2 separate regions of the Homo sapiens genome follow, and region 2 is linked to region 1. Evidence: read pairs that join two places in POLR2A ChIA-PET (ENCODE). Cell type or tissue: GM12878. All regions are shown on one strand.

Region 1 (8,000 bases):
AACATTCACATACATCACTCTTCTGTACTTTTCAGGAAAAAGTACAAAAGCAGTGCCCTATTCAGATGTGTGGTTTCACAGAACTTAAGAAGAGTTCTGCAAAACCCAGCTCAAGCAGAGTGTATTAATTCGTTCTCACACTGCTATAAAGATACCACCTGAGACTGAATAATTATAAACAAATGAAGTTTAGTTGACTCACAGTTCCACATGGCTGGGGAGGCCTCAGGAAACTTCCAATCATGGCAGAAGGGGAAGCAGGCACCTCTTCATGGCGGCAGGCAGGAGAGAAAGTGAAAAGCCCAGAGGAAAGCCATTTATAAAACCATCAGATCTCCTGAGAACTCTCTCACTATCACAAGAACAGCATCTAGGAAACTGCCACCATGATCCAATCACCTCCCTCCCTCCACACGTGGGTATTACAATTCAAAATGAGATTTGGGTGGGGACACAGAGCCAAATCGTATCACAGACAGAGTAAATTTGTCCTTTCTTTTGCCTTTTTGTTCTTTTGGGACCCTCAATGTGCTGCATGATACCCACCTCATTGGTGAGGGAGATCTTCAGTCTACTGATTCAAATGCTAATCTCTTCTGAAAATACCCTCACAGATACCTCCAGAAATTGTGTTTAACCAGCCATCTGGACATCTTTTAGCTCATCTTTTAGCCACTTAAGATGTTCAATCTTCTTTAAGTTATATACTTATACTAAAGCTGACACACAAAAATAACCATCACATGGGCTAATTACAAAATAAGCCAATTGGCTTTGGGTTGCCTTGCAATGAAGAGCATGGTAGAAGCACTACACTGTTTATACGGACCCAAGATCCAGTATAAAATGGCACCCTTAATTTTAGGGATCTGTCTTTGCCTTCAGCTGTACCTGCTTATTAGGCCCTAAAAAATGCATGCTACCTGGCCTTGTTTCTCTAAGGGCTCCACCCTAAAGCCAGTAACCCTATTAAGAAACTGGCAAATGAAAAATCTTAACAAGGGCTCAATCTTCTATATGTTTGTGTTGCTATATATGTGTTGTGTGTAATGTCTATAAAAAGAGCTCTAATTGGCTTAAAGAAAAATAAGCACTTAAATATTTTTTAGTTCACATGACTTCAAGAAATAAAAACAGTCTTAAGAATTATTGGTAAAATGCAAGTGTCGTCAAAATGCAAATAGGTGGTCTAAATCATACAACTTAGATACTAGGTTTGCTAAACATTCCAAGATTGTATACTGCCTGCTTTACAGATAGGTAAGGCTGGGACATATAGAGCTGGATGCTGAAAAGTCAAACTTTTATCTGCATTTCTCTCTGGGTCCTAGGATCCACACCAAGTATATAATTAAAACTGCTTACTAACCAGATTTTTCACCAAAAATAAAAGTTGCTAAAAGTTAACAGTGAATATTAATTAAACTCAAAAGGGTATTATATGGTCTTTTCACAAATTGGACATTGAAATAAAACCATGGCAAGCAGGTCTTAAGACACTAATCTGCCCTTTAGTAAAAGGGTTATAAAAGGCTTGTGAAAATTTCACCTCCCAGTCAAATTGGTTATGATTAGAAGCAATGATCTATAAGATTTCATAGAAACAAATTGGGGTTAACATTAATAAATTAATGCAAGGGTAAACTTTGGCTTTGAACAGGATTTCCATGTCATGGTAAAGGCTAATGAAAGGTTTTTGCCTTTTGAGTCATCATTTGGCAATCTGGAATTCTATTTCATAACATCAAATGTTCTAAACCTCTAACATTTAACAGGCCTCCCAAAATCAAACTTCAAGTTTCAAAACTGTCCTTCCTGATGCCTGGCTTTTTGGATGGTTCAGAAGGTCCCTGAAACATTCAGAAAAGAGGTAAAAAAGATTATTTGACATGTTTAGTCACATGAGATTGCCAAAATATTTCCAATCTTCTTTAAGTTATATTTTGGTGAATACTAATATATGTTCCCAAATTGAATGGGATTTCTAAAATTCTAACGTCTAAGTATATGCTATCAATCATAATTAAGGGTAAAGTTATTGTAAACCACAGAGATAAATAAACTTTTGTCTGACATGTTTTTAACTGTATCCTGGAAATTTTGTCATTCACAGACAATTGTCTTGCTTTGTTCCTTCTCAAAAGACGGTTTATAATCAAGCCATATTAAGAACTTTAACAGATGTTCTCAAATGCAGATTCTTAATAGCCTTGAAGATTGTTAACACTGGAATAGAGGAAGAACATACAGGACTCAAAGAACTGACATGTTCACAAATATCAAGCAAAACAAGAGCTAATTAAATGGACTGGACTCAGAAAGTTAAAGCCACCTTTTTGACTTTCGCTTGCAATATTGCTGATCCTTGTTTTGTTTTTCAGAGTCCAGGAAACTTATTTTAACTATTTATGGCCTTTAATAATTGAATAAGGTATGCTCCTGTGAACAAAATTTGGAGCATGTTTCTTTTTCTCTGCCTGGTTCCTCCAGAATTTGGAAACTATCTGTGAGTACTCTTAACTTACAGCAATATAATTGTTTCCATCAGTGCAATAAGAATCCATTTTTCTTTGTCGACAGGACACAATTGGTAAAACTGGTTATTTTACCAAGGCTTTGACTGAAAGGGTGTGTTTCCCTTTAAGGAATCAAGCTTGACATGCAGAGCCAATAAAAGCCCCTTGGGGAGTACTGGCCTCATACCTTGTCTACACAGTCCATGAACAGAGATCTTAACCTGTCGTCAGTAAAGAATGTCACTTTCTAACAGGTCCAGCAGCTCCAAGTTTATCTTGGGACCTCAAGAGGAGATCACCCAACTCACAGGTATTTGAGGATACAAACCCATGTGGATGGCTGGGCTCAGCTTTAAAGGTCTTATCTGAGATTCCTGTGGAACAGAGTTCCATCAAAGCCAATCCAAAAGGCCTATGTAGAAATAACCACTCTTGCTGCACTTTATGCAAATAATCAGGCCAAGTATAAGACTAAAATTTATTCTACAAACAACACACACGGTCCTATCATAATTTGTTTTTACAAAAAATGAGGACTGGAGAGAGAAATTGTGCTCCAAAGCTTATCATACATTTGTCATTAAATCCTAGTCTAATTGTTTTTAAGCTTTTTGCCTACATTTTAGACTAACCCTGCTTATTCCTGTGAATCAAGTGGCGATCTCCTACAGCTTGGATGAAACAAAATGGGATGGATAACATAAAAATCTGGATCAATATGCTGGTTCTGGGCAATTATCCTGCAAATTCTGCCAGGTAATGAAAGTGAGTAGGGTGCCCATAACCCTGAGGTTTCTTTGTTTGGGAAATAAAACCAAGGAACTTCATAAATCCCCAAATATCTTGGCAAGTAAAATTTTAGATGAAAATTATCTACTATACCACACTTGTGGGAACTGCTATACTCACTCTACTATTTGCAATAGGGTTATACAGAGTAGCACCTTCTAACTGAAATATTGGACAGAGAACTTATGTCTTGTATTAATATTTGGACCCTGTATACTCAATACTATAACTTGAATTGTTTCCTCTCACCTAGAAGCAATCAAACTCCAAATAGTGCTGCAAACTAAACCACACAGGAACACACCTTTCTTCCAAGGACCCTTAGATCAACCCCAGGAGAAGCCCTAGCTGCTGTTCCCCATTCGATGCCCCTTCTCAGCAGGAAATAGCCAGAAAGAGTCATCACCCAAAACCCCTTAAGAGCAGTTATGGTGACATCTCCACATGGGGGGATGTTATAGGAGTTTATTAAGAAATTATTTTAGGCAGCTAGGAAAAGGGGTCCTTGGGGAAGTTTTCATTTCCTTTAAAGCGGCTCCAGAAACGTTTCTTGTCTAGCAAACCCCAGCTCTTAGAGCCGAGTCAGCAACCTTTGATATGCAAATACAGGCCATTAGAAACTGGGTCCACCCAAACATGGTGATTCCTGCCACCTTCTTCCCCTCGCCTCACAGGTGCCTGGCAACACGGCCGCCCCCACATATCCCCATATGTGTAGAGCATCATGGCACCCTGCATTTGCATATTAAAAAGCTAGGGTGGGAGGGCCAGTTTTTTCCGCGGGCTACGTGAGTGACATGCCTGGTCAAACCAATCCCCTGAGCGCTATGCAAATCAGGCACCACCTCCTCTAGCCTCCTCATATAAGCAGCCACTTTTCTGACGCACACAGGGTTTTCTCTTTGTTCGAATCGCCCCCTCCCTTTATCTTTGTACAGGGGAGCTGTTTTCTTCTTCCTTCCTTCTTTCTTGCCTATTAAACTTTTCACTCCTTAAAACCAAAAAAAAATTAAAAAAAAAAAACCATCACATCAAATAACTTTACCCTACCCAGGACTTGCCCAGGTTTCTGTTCTTGGGTTAAAATTTAAAATATTGGTTCACTCCCTGACGGAAACAGATGAGAGAGGTGCTCAGTGACTCATTATGGACAGAATGAGGGCTGAAATTACTTGAGTGAGGAAGGAAAGGAAAGCGGGGCCCTGGCTGAGGTTAAGTACCAAATAGAAATCTGGGCTGAAGCAGGGAGACTTAGCTTGAGATTCTAGATAAAAAAAGAAGTGTAACCTAGAGTAACACAAATATAAAGGATTCCACTCTTATTTCCAAACTATTGTAACAGCTCTGAATAACATGGATATTTTAAAGGTTTATGCATATATTAATGGATGTGTATAAAACATTCAGGCCAGGCACAGTGGTTCACGCCTGTAATCCCAGCACTTTGGGAGGCCGAGGCAGAAGGATCACTTGAGATCAGGAGTTCAAGACCAGCCTGGCCAACATGGTGAAACATGATCTCTACTAAAAATACAGAAAAAAATTAACTGGGTGTGGTGGTGGGTACCTGTAGTCCCAGCTATTTGGGAGACTAAGGCAGAAGAATCACCTGAACCTGGGAGGCAGAGGCTGCAGTGAGCCGAGACTGCACCACTGCACTACAGCCTGAGCAACAGGGTGAGACTTGGTCTAAAAAAAAAAAAATTTTCATCATAAACTCAGTCCCCAAAAGTAATTAATCTATTTATTCATTCATCACATACCCACTAAACACGTACTATATCTAGATGGGAGAGACTGGCAAAGACAGACCTTGACCTGAAGAAGTGTTTAGCCTAGTCGGGTAGATTACACATGCATATAAAAATATTAACTATAGACATGGCAGGAAGAGCTAAATGCACTAAAAGAGACATAGAGGGCTATGTGAAGAAAACAATGTAATGCCCACAAACATATACTTTTATCCTTCTCTAATTAATGTTCCCAAGTGTTTTATATTCTTCACATATCTTTTCATTCTCCACTAAAATGTAATCTGCAAGGTCAAGGGAGTCTCTCTCTTGTTTACTGCCATAACTCTGCAAGCTAAGGTAGTGCCTGGCTCACAGGATGTGTTTCATAATCATTTCTCCAATAAATTATCAGTAAATTTATTAAAATTAAAACTGCCATTTAAAAACATCTGATGAGAGTTCAGAAGTAAACCCTTTTATCCAAGGTCATTTGATTTTCAACAGGAGTACCAAGACAATAAAATAGAGAAAGAATGAATAGTCTTTTCAACATATGATGCTGAGACAACTGGATATCCACATGCAAAATAATAAATGAAGTTGGAACCCTTCCTAACACCATACACAAAAATCAACTGAAAATGAATCACAGACCTACATGTAAGCACTAAATTCTAAAACTCCTAGAAGAAACATGAGAATAAGTCTTCATTAGCTTGGATTAGACAATCGTTCCTTGATATAACACCAAAAGCACAAGTGACAAAAAACAAATAGATAAATTGGACTTTAACAACATTAAAAATACTTGTGACACCATGAAGAAAGTGAAAACAACCCACAGAAACGGAAAAAAAAAAAGCAAATCATATATTTGGCAATGGACTTGTATCTAGAATACATATAAAGAACTATTGTTAACTCAATAATTAAAAGACAACCCAATTAAAAATGAACAAAGAATCCCATTTATAATGGCCACGAAAAAATAAAGAAGGTATCTAGGAATATATCTAATGAAGGAGGTTAAAGTCTCTACAAGGAGAACTACAAAACATACTGCTCAAAGAAATCAGAGATGACACAAACAAATGGAAAAACACTCCATGCTCATGGCTGCAGGCCATGAGATAAATATTTTTCTACAACGAGAAAAAATATTTGCAAACTACGTGATATGGTTTGGCTGTGTCTCCACCCAAAACCTCATCTTGGACTGTAATACACATGTGTCAAGGGCAAGACCAGGTGGAGGTAATCAGATCACAGGGCAGTTTCCCCCATGCTGTTCTCGTGATAGTGAGTCTCATGAGATCTGGTGGTTTTATAAGCGTCTGCCATTTCCACTGCTTGCACTCATTCTCTCTCCTGCTGCCCTGTGAAGAAGTGCCTTCTGCCATGATTCTAAGTTTCCTGAGGCCTCCCAAGCCACGTGGAACTGTGAGTAAATGAAACCTCTTTTCTTTATAAATTACCCAGTTTTGGGTATTTCTTCATAGCAGCATGAGAACAGACTAATACACTATGCATCCAACAAAGGTCCAATAACCAGAATCTGTAAGAAATTGAAACAATTCAACATGCAAAAACAACCCCATACAAAGAAGAGCTAGTATGGAACAATACTACCGAAATTGTTTGAAAAAATTGAAGGATGGACTCCTCCCTAACTCATTATTTGAGTCCAGCATCATTCTGATACCAAAATCTGGCAGAGACACAGTAAGAAAACTGCAGGCCAAGATCCCTGATGAACACAGATGCAAAAATCCTCAATAAAATACTAGCGAATCGAATCTAGCAGCACATCCAAAGCTAACCCACCACCATCAGTAGGCTTTATTCCTGGGATGCAAGGTTGGTTCAATATATGCAAATCAATAAATGTGATTCATCACATAAACAGAAATAAAAACAAAAACCACATGATCATCCCCAAACTCAAAGGCTTTCAATAAAATTCAACATCCCTTCATATTAAAAACCCTCAACAGGCCAGGCACAGTGGCTCACGCCTGTAATCCCAACACTTTGGGAGGCCAAGGCGGGCAGATCACGAGTTCAAGAGATGGAGACCATCCTGGCCAACATGGTGAAACCCCATCTCTACTAAAAATACAAAAATTAGCTGGGCATGGTGGTGCACACCTGTAGTCCCAGCTACTCAGGAAGCTGAGGCAGGAGAATCACTTGAACCCAGGAGGCAGAGGTTGCAGTGAGCCAAGATCACGCCACTGCACTCCAGCCTGACAACAGAGCGAGGCTCCATCTCAAACCAAAAAAAAAAAAAAAAGAGAGAGAGACAGAAAGAAGGAAACAGACACATATACCAATGGAACAGAACAGGGAACCCAGAAATAATGCCGCACACCTACAACCATCTAATCTTTGATAAAGTTAACAAAAACAAAGAATGGGGAAAGGACTCCCTGTTCAATTAATGGTGCTGAAATAATGGGCTAGCCATATACAGAAGATTGAAACTGGACTCCTTCCTTACACCATATACAAAAATCAACTCAAGATGGACTAAAGACTTAGATGTAAAACCTAAAACTAAAAAAACTCTGGAAGATAACCTAGGAAATACATTCTGGACATAGGACACGGCAAAGATTTCATGAAGATGCCAAAGGCAATTGTAACAAAAGCAAAAATTGACAAGTGAGATCTAATTAAGCTTCAGAGCTTCTGTGCAGCAAAGAAACTATCAACAGAGTAAACAGACAACCTACAGAAGAAAATATGTGCAAATTATGCATCCAACAACGGTCTAATATCCAGAATCTATAAGCAACTTAAATCAATAAACAACCCCATTAAAAAGTGGGCAAAGGACATGAACAGACACTTTTCAAAAGAAGACATGTAAGTGGCCAAGAAGCATATGAAAAAAAGTTCCACATCACTAATCATGAGATAAATGCAAATGAAAACCACAATGAGATACCATCTCACA
Region 2 (8,000 bases), 190 kb after region 1:
GAGGGCCAGAGTCAGTGAGAGTCACCATCAAGGTCAGCACAGGGTCATGGTGACTGTCAGGGTGAAGGTCTATTCCTTGTCAATGTCAAGGTCAGAGTCAGGGTGAGGGTCAGGTCACACCTTCAGTTAGGTTCATGGTGCCAGCCAGGGACAAGGTGACAGTCAAATTCAGTGTTAGGATCAGAGAAAGGGACATGTTGATCTTCATGGTCAGGGTCAGTGTCAGAATGTAGGTCAGATGAAAGCAAGGGTACAGTTAGAGTTGTGGTGGGCAGAATAATGGCCCCCAAAGATGCCTATGCCTTAATCCCTGGGACCTGTGAACATCCCATTACATGGCAAAAATGATTAAGTTGCTAATCGTTTTACCTTGAGGTAGAAAGAAGCCCTGGATTATCCAGGTGGACCCAAAATAATCCCAAATCCTGGCCACGCATGGTGGCTTACACCTGTAATCCCAGCATTTTGGATGGCTGAGGTGGGCAGAATTGCTTGAGCTCAGGAATTCAAGACCAGCCTAGCCAACATGGCGAAACCCCATACCTACTAAAAATACAAAAATTAGCCAGATGTGGTTGTGTGCATCTGTAATCCCAGCTACTTGGAAGGCTGAGGCAGGAGAATTGTTTGAACCCAAGAGGCAGAGGACGCAGTAAGCCAAAATCATGCCACTGCACTCCAGCCTGGGCAACAGAGCAAAGCTATCAAAAAAAAAAAAATCCCAAATCCTTAAAAGTGGTAGAGAAAAGCCAGAAAAGAATCTTCAGAGTGATATAAAGTGAGGATTTGACCTGCTACTGCTGGCTTTGAAAATGGAGGCAGGGGCCACAGACCAAAGAATGTAGGCAGCCGCTAGAAGCTGGAAATGGTGAGGAAACCGATTATCCCCTAGAGCCTCTAGAAAGGAATGCATCCCTGCCAACCCCTTGATTTTAGTCCAGTGAAGCCCATGGCTGACTTCTGAACCACAAAACTCACATTTCAAGTGCAGGAACAAATTTGGGTGAGGGTAAGAGTTAGGGTTAGAATCAGGTTAAGGTTAGGTACAGGGTGAGGGTAAGGGTCAAGCTCAAGTTGAGGGTCAGAGGGTGAGAATGGGTGTGCGATTTGATGTCAGGTTCAGGTTCATGGTCAGTGTCTATGTGAGAGAGTCAAGGTCAGTATGAAAGTAAGAACCAGGTGAGTGTCAGGCTCAGGGTCAAAGTCAGTGTCAAATTATGTCAGTTTGACATCGAGGTCAGAATTATTGCGAGGGTCAGGCTCGCAATAGCCTGAGAGAAAGTGAGGGTCAGAGTAAGGGTCCTATTCAGAGTGAGGAAAATCATCAGGTTCAAGGTAAAAGTCAAGATCAGAGTCAGGGGCATGGTGAGGGTCAGGGTCATGATCAAGTTCTAATGAGGTTCAGTATCAGTGATAGAGTGGAGCTCACAGTCAAGGTCAGAGTGAGGGTAAGGGTCAGAACACATTCATGTCAGGATGAAGATTAGAAGGGTCAGGCTAATGACCAACTCGTGCGTAGGGTTGGGATCAGCATGAAGGTTAGGGTCTGATTAAGCAGAAGCTGAGAGTGAGGAAAAAGGTGAGATGAGTTCAGGGTCAAGCTGAGTTCAGGATCTGGTTGAGAGTCAAAATCAGTCATGATCTACACATGGATTATGGTCAGGTTGAGAATCTTGTTCAGGCCAGGGTCAGGGTCCAGGGGGAGTCCTAGGGCCTGAATGACAACCAGTGTCAGCATTGCTGAGTGTGAGAATCAGGTCAAGGGCAGGGTTAGATCAGCATGAGAGATAGGGCCAAGATCAGGGCCAGAATCTGGGTTAGGGATGAGTGGGAGTCAGATTTACATGACTTCCAGGTTTATGGTCAATGTCATGATAGGCATCTGGGTGAGAGTCATGGTCAGAGTCAAAGTGAGTATCAGTACTAGAGTTAGGATGAGGTCAGGGTTAGTCATTGATATGGTTTGGCTGTGTCCCCAGCCAAATCTCATCTTGAATTGTAACTCCCATAATTCCCATATGTTGTGGGAGGGACCAGGGGAGATAATTGAATCATGGGGGCAGTTTCCTCCATACTGTTCTCGTGGTAGTGAATAATTCTCACGAGATCTGATGGGTTTATAAAGGGTAATCCCTTTTGCTTCGTTATTATTCTCTCTTGCCTGTTGCTGTGTAAGACGTGCCTTTTGCCTTCCACCATGATTGTGAGGCCTCCCCAGCCACGTGGAACTGTAAGTCCATTAAACCTCTTTTTCTTTATAAATTACCCAGTCTTGGGTATGTCTTCATCAGCAGTGTGAAGACAGACTCATATAGTACATTGGTACCAGTATAGTGGAGTGCTGCTGTAAAGATACCCGAAAATGTGGAAACGACTTTGGAACCAGGTAACAGGAACAGGTTGGAACAGTTTGGAGGGCTCAGACAAAGGAAAAAGTGAGAAAGTTTGGAACTTCATAGAGACTTGTTGAATGGCTTTGACCAAAATGCTGATAATGATATGGACAATGAAATCCAGGCTGAGGTGGTCTCAGATGCAGATGAGGAACTTGTTGGGAGCTGGAGTAAAGGTGACTCTTGCTATGTTTTAGCAAAGAGACTGGAGGCATTTTGTCCCTGTGCTAGAGATTTGTGGAACTTTGAACTTGAGGGAGATGATTTAGGGTACCCAGCGGAAGAAATTTCTAAGCAGCAAAGCATTCAAATGTGACTTAGGTGCTGTTATAAGCATTCAATTTTAAAAGAGAAACAGAGCATAAAAATTGAGAAAATTTGAGGCCGGACAATGTAATAGGATAGAAAATAACCCCCCACCTTTTTTTTTTGAGACAGAGTCTTGCTCTGTCACCCAGGATGAAGTGCAGTGGCACCATCTCGGCTCATTGCAACCTCCGCCTCCCAGGTTCAATTAATTCTCCTGCCTCAGCCTCCCGAGTAGCTGGAATTACAAGTGCCTGCCACCACACACAGCTAATTTTTGTATTTTTAGTAGAGATGGGGTTTCACCATGTTGGCCAGGCCGGTCCCGAACCTCTGCCCTCAAGTGATCTGCCTGCCTCAGCCTCCCAAAGTGCTGGGATTACAGGCATGAGCCACCATGCCTGGCCTTTTTTTCTTTTTTTTTTTTTTTTGAGACGGAGTTTCTCTCTTGTCACCCAGGCTGGAGTGCAATGGTGCGATCTTGGCTGACTGCAAACACTGCCTCCCAGGCTCAACCAATTCTCCTGCCTCATCCTCCCAAGTAGCTGGGATTATAGGCGCCTGCCACCACGCCTAGTTAATTTTTATATTTTTAGTACAGATGGGTTTTCATCATGTTGGCCAGGCTGGTCTTGAACTCCTGACCTCAGGTGATCCACCTGCCTTGGCCTCCCAAAGTGCTGGGAGTGAGCCACCACACCCAGCTGAAAAGTACAGGGGTGAGACACCATGCCCAGCTGAAAAACCCATTTTCTGAGGAGAAATTCAAACCAGCTGCAGAAATTTGCATAAGTAACTAGGAGCTAAATGTTCATTGCCAAGACAATGGGGAAAATGTCCCCAGGGCATGTCAGAGACCATTGCAGCAGCCCCTTCCATCACAGGCCCAGAGGCCTAGGGAAAAAAAATGATTTTGTGGGCCGGGCCCAGGGCCCCCCTGCTATGTGCAGCATAGGGACTTGGTGCCCTGCATCCCAGCTGCTCTAGCTATGGCTAAAAGGGACCGAGGTACATCTTGGGCCATGGCTTCAAAGCATGCAAGCTCCAAACCTTGGCAGCTTTCATGTGGTATTGAGCCTGCATGTACACAGAAGTCAAGAATTGAGGTTTAGGAACCTGTGCCTAGATTTCAGAGGACATATGGAAATGGCTGGATGTCCAGGCAGAAGTTGGCTACAGGGGCGATGCCTTCATGGAGAGCCTCTGCTAGGGCAGTGTGGATTGGAAATGGATTGGAGCCCCCACACAGAGTCCCCATTGGGGCACTGCCTAGTGGAGCTGTGAGTAGAGGGCCACCATCCTCCAGACCCCAGAATGGTAGATGCACCAACATCTTGCACTGTGTGCTTGGAAAAGCTGCATTCAATGATCATTCTGGAGCTTTAATATTTGACTGTCCCACTGGATTTCGGACTTGCATGAGGTCTTTAGCCCCTGTGTTTTGGCCAATTTCTCCCATTTGGAATGGCTGTATTTATCCAATGTCTGTACCCTCATTGTATGGGGTACATTCTAGGAAGTAACTAACTTGCTTTTTATTTTACAGGCTTATAGATGGAAGGGACTTGCCTTGTCTCAGTTGAGAATTTGGACTGTGGACTTTTGAGTTAATGCTGAAATAAGACTTTGGGGGACTTTTGGGAAGGCATGATTGGTTTTGAAATGTGAGGACATGAGATTTGGGAGGGGTTGGGGGTGGAATGATGCCGAGACCAGCTCAGTCGTGGAGGCCCTAACTCAGCGGCACTAGAGGAATTAAAGACACACACACAGAAATATAGAGTGTGGAGTGGGAAATCAGGGGGCTGGCAGCCTTCAGAGCTGAGAACCATGAACAGAGTTTTACCCACATATTTATTGACAGCAAGCCAATGATAAGCATTGTTTCTATAGATTATAGATTAAAATGGGAAACAAAGGGATGGGCCGAAACAAAGGGATGGGCTCTGGCTAGTTATCTGCAGCAGAAACATGTCCTTAAGGCACAGATCACTCATGCTATTGTTTGTGGTTTAGGAACGCCTTAAGTGGTTTTCTGTCCTGGGTGGGCCAGGTGTTCCTTGTCCTCATTTCAGTAAACCCACAACCTTCAGCATGGGCATCATAGCCATCACGAGCATGTCACAGTGCTGCAGAGATTTTGTATATGGCCAGTTTTGGGGCCAGTTTATGGCCAGATTTGGGGGCCTGTTCCCAACATGTTCCCCCTTTTGGTTTTTGCAAAATGACAAAAGCAAAGGCGGCTTTATCACGATGAGCCACTTCTCACAGGAGTCGGGATCTGCATTTGCAGACTATACAAAGACAAACAACACAGATTAATAGCAAAATCATTATTGAAATCATAGAGCCTCCAAGTGTTTTTATCCATTTTAATGGGTTAATAGCTGCTAATCCGTCTGCAGTTCCTTCAAGTACTCCAGTTCCTGGTGTTAAGGTCAGGTGTGCCTGGGATGCCTTAAATATTTGTACTTTTAATTTTGCAATATCCAAAGAGAAGTTTGTAGAGTATCCTTCTAGATGCTTTTTAATTCTTTCTTAAATTTTGATCTTATTAAGAGCCATTAATAGTTTCCACAAATCCTTATGTTTAGCTTCTAGAGCAGGCCGTATCATTTGAGGTTGAGGTGCCACTATACCGCCATGTTTCCAGACAATAGGAACTCTTGCCATATTTCTTACCATTTCTACCATCTGACTGTTTTGTTTAGACCAGCTGAACATAGTGTGGCTGTGGCACGCAGACTAAGAGGTATAATTCAAGCTAAACATCTCCTTAGGGGACCAATCAATAATGATTCCATAGGAATCGCTGCGCAGCACCTCTGCCTGTTCTGCAATGCAGTCTTCCTAAATAAGTATGTTCATTATTTCTGGCCAGGTCCAATTCTTTTACAAATAGATTTTTGAGGGTGGTATGCCTGAATTATAGGAGCAGATTCATTATGGTAAATACTGAGACTAGAAAGCATGTGTAAATGTGTTATAGAGTGATTACATCCAGGCATTATTGCTAGCCAAGATTGATAAATATGCCTAATAAGTATAATTGTTCTCTGTGTCAGCCCTTGTTGAAGCAATACTCATGGCAATGGTGATCACTGCTATCATAGCTACCATTAAATTACTCATTGTGACTGGTTGTCCCACTTTCCTCAGGTTTTCTTCCACCATCTGTGACAGTTTCTTGATCTGTCCTCTGGTTGGTGGCTGTGTTCAATGGGTGTTGCTTGTGACAGTTGGGGTCCTCCTTAGCATCAGTCTTGACATGGCTGCAACTGGGGGGTCCTCGGGATCCTCTTGGAATCTCTTCCTCAGCATCTGGCTCATGATAAGGTTTCAGCTGTCTTGATAGTATCCAAATTGGCTGTTGATTCAGTCCTGGAGAAACACAAGCATAACCTCTATGCCAAGTTATTATTTTACCTATTTCCCAACTTTTTGTCATCAGATCTCTCCATTAAACCAGTTGTTCTGCTTCTGTCTTTGCAGCTGGTTTCTGTAGATGCTGTTCAGCTGCTGATAGCACCTGGCCTTTAGGCAGGCTCAAAAAATTTAAAGTCAATAATGCTAGATTCAATTGTATATGAGGTGTCCTGTAGTCCCTGTTTTCCCCCTTTTGCTTTTGCAACTGCTGTTTCAGGGACTATGTTTCAAAGACTATGGCTTGTCTTTGAGAATTATATGGGACACCAATAATGTGTTTAATATTCCATACAGAGAGAAATGTAGCTAGAACTTGGCTAGTATAGCCTGGGGCATTATCTGTTTTAGTAGAAGCTGGAATGCCCATCACTGCAAAACACTGCAAAAGGTGACGTTTAACACAGGCAGAAGACTCTCCTGATTGGCATGTAGCCCAGACAAAGTGAGAAAAGGTGTCCACACATACATGTACCTAAGCTAGTCTCCTGAATGAGAGAACATGTGTGACATCTATTTGCCAAAAAGAATTAGGTTCCAATCCTCAAGGATTAACTCCTCCTGTAAACGATGAGGAATGCACCATTTGGCAAGTTGGGCATCACTGGATAGAAAATAGATTACTCATGGCATAGGTAGGAATGCCTAGAGCAGGTTGCATCCAATTAATGCCCCACAGTAATTTTTGAAAGTCATTTAATGTTTTCAATTGAGCCCTACGTATGGTTACTTTCTGTGGCACTATTGTAGTGTCATTTACTAAGGTCCCGAAGTAGGAGTAAGGAGTAGTAGTCTAAATTTTGTCAGGAGCTATAATTAAACCAGCATGAGAAATCACATTTTGCAAGTGATCATAACATTGGAGTAATATTTCTCGAGTGGGGGCAGCACAAACTATATCACCCATATAATGAATAATGTAACACTGTGAAAATTTTTTACAAGTAGGTTCAATTGCTTGCCCTACATACATCTGGCAAATTGTTGGACTGTTTAACACGCCCTGTGGCAACACTTTCCAATGAAAACACTTAGCAGACTGTAGGTTGTGTACACAGGAATTGTAAATGCAAACTATTCACAGTCTTGCTCAGCTAAGGGGATAGCAAAGAAAGTCTTTTAAATCTATGACTATTAAAGGCCAATTTTTTGGAATCATAGTAGGAGAAGGCAGTGCTGGCTGCAATATCCCCATAGGTTGTATAACTGAATTAATGGCTCTAAAGTCAGTTAACATTCTCCATTTACCTGTTTTTTTTCTTACTTATGAAAACTGGAGAATTCCAAGGGGAAAATGTTGAAGCTATGTGTCCTTTTTCCAATTGTTCATTAACTAAGTCCTCTAAAGCCTCCAGTTTCTCTTTACTTAGTGGCCATTGTTCTATCCAAATTGGCTTATTTGTTAACCATTTTTAAGGTATAGGTTCTGGAGGCTTAACAATGGCCTCCATCAAAAATCTTATCCCAAACCTTGGCAGGAACTTTGTCTTTCCACTTGAAGCAGTTCCTTCAAACCTTGCAAATTTTTTCCTAGTCCCATACCAGGGACATACCCCATTTCATGCATCATATGTTGACTTTGAGGGCTGTATAATTGCTCTGGAATTAGAACTTGTGCTCCCCATTGTTGTAATAAATCTCTCCCCCATAAATTTATAGGTGCAGAAGTTATAATTGGTTGAATAGTCCCAGGTTGTCCATCGGGCCCTTCACAATGCAAAATATAACTATTTTGATATACTTCAGGGGCTTTACCAACTCCAACTATATTAAATTGAGCGGGTTGAATTGACCATGCGGATGGCCAGTGCTGTAGAGAAATGATGGAAATGTCCACTCCTGTATCTACCAAACCTTTAAATTTCTTTCCCTGAATAG

Evidence for each region. ChIA-PET counts read pairs that join two places held together with the same protein. Peaks named below come from ENCODE experiments on the same cell type or tissue, not always from the same donor. Only the 100,000 strongest peaks of a DNase experiment are listed, where the experiment ranks them.
Region 2: POLR2A ChIA-PET joins it to region 1 with 5 read pairs; 4 of 35 experiments call an interaction of 5 or more read pairs at or near these places.

What each region holds. Positions count from the first base shown.
Region 1 is chr7:43,665,456-43,673,455 of GRCh38, forward strand. The region is part of intron 1 of COA1 (cytochrome c oxidase assembly factor 1); the gene reads right to left. Among named protein-coding and RNA genes, the nearest start is that of COA1, 60 kb to the right of the region's middle. RefSeq lists a silencer at 4,398-4,447. In GM12878, no CTCF peak of the experiment used is centred here; no DNase peak of the experiment used is centred here; H3K27ac peaks cover 547 bases.
Region 2 is chr7:43,855,296-43,863,295 of GRCh38, forward strand. No RefSeq gene overlaps it. Among named protein-coding and RNA genes, the nearest start is that of MRPS24, 10 kb to the right of the region's middle. RefSeq lists an enhancer at 2,588-2,757. In GM12878, no CTCF peak of the experiment used is centred here; no DNase peak of the experiment used is centred here.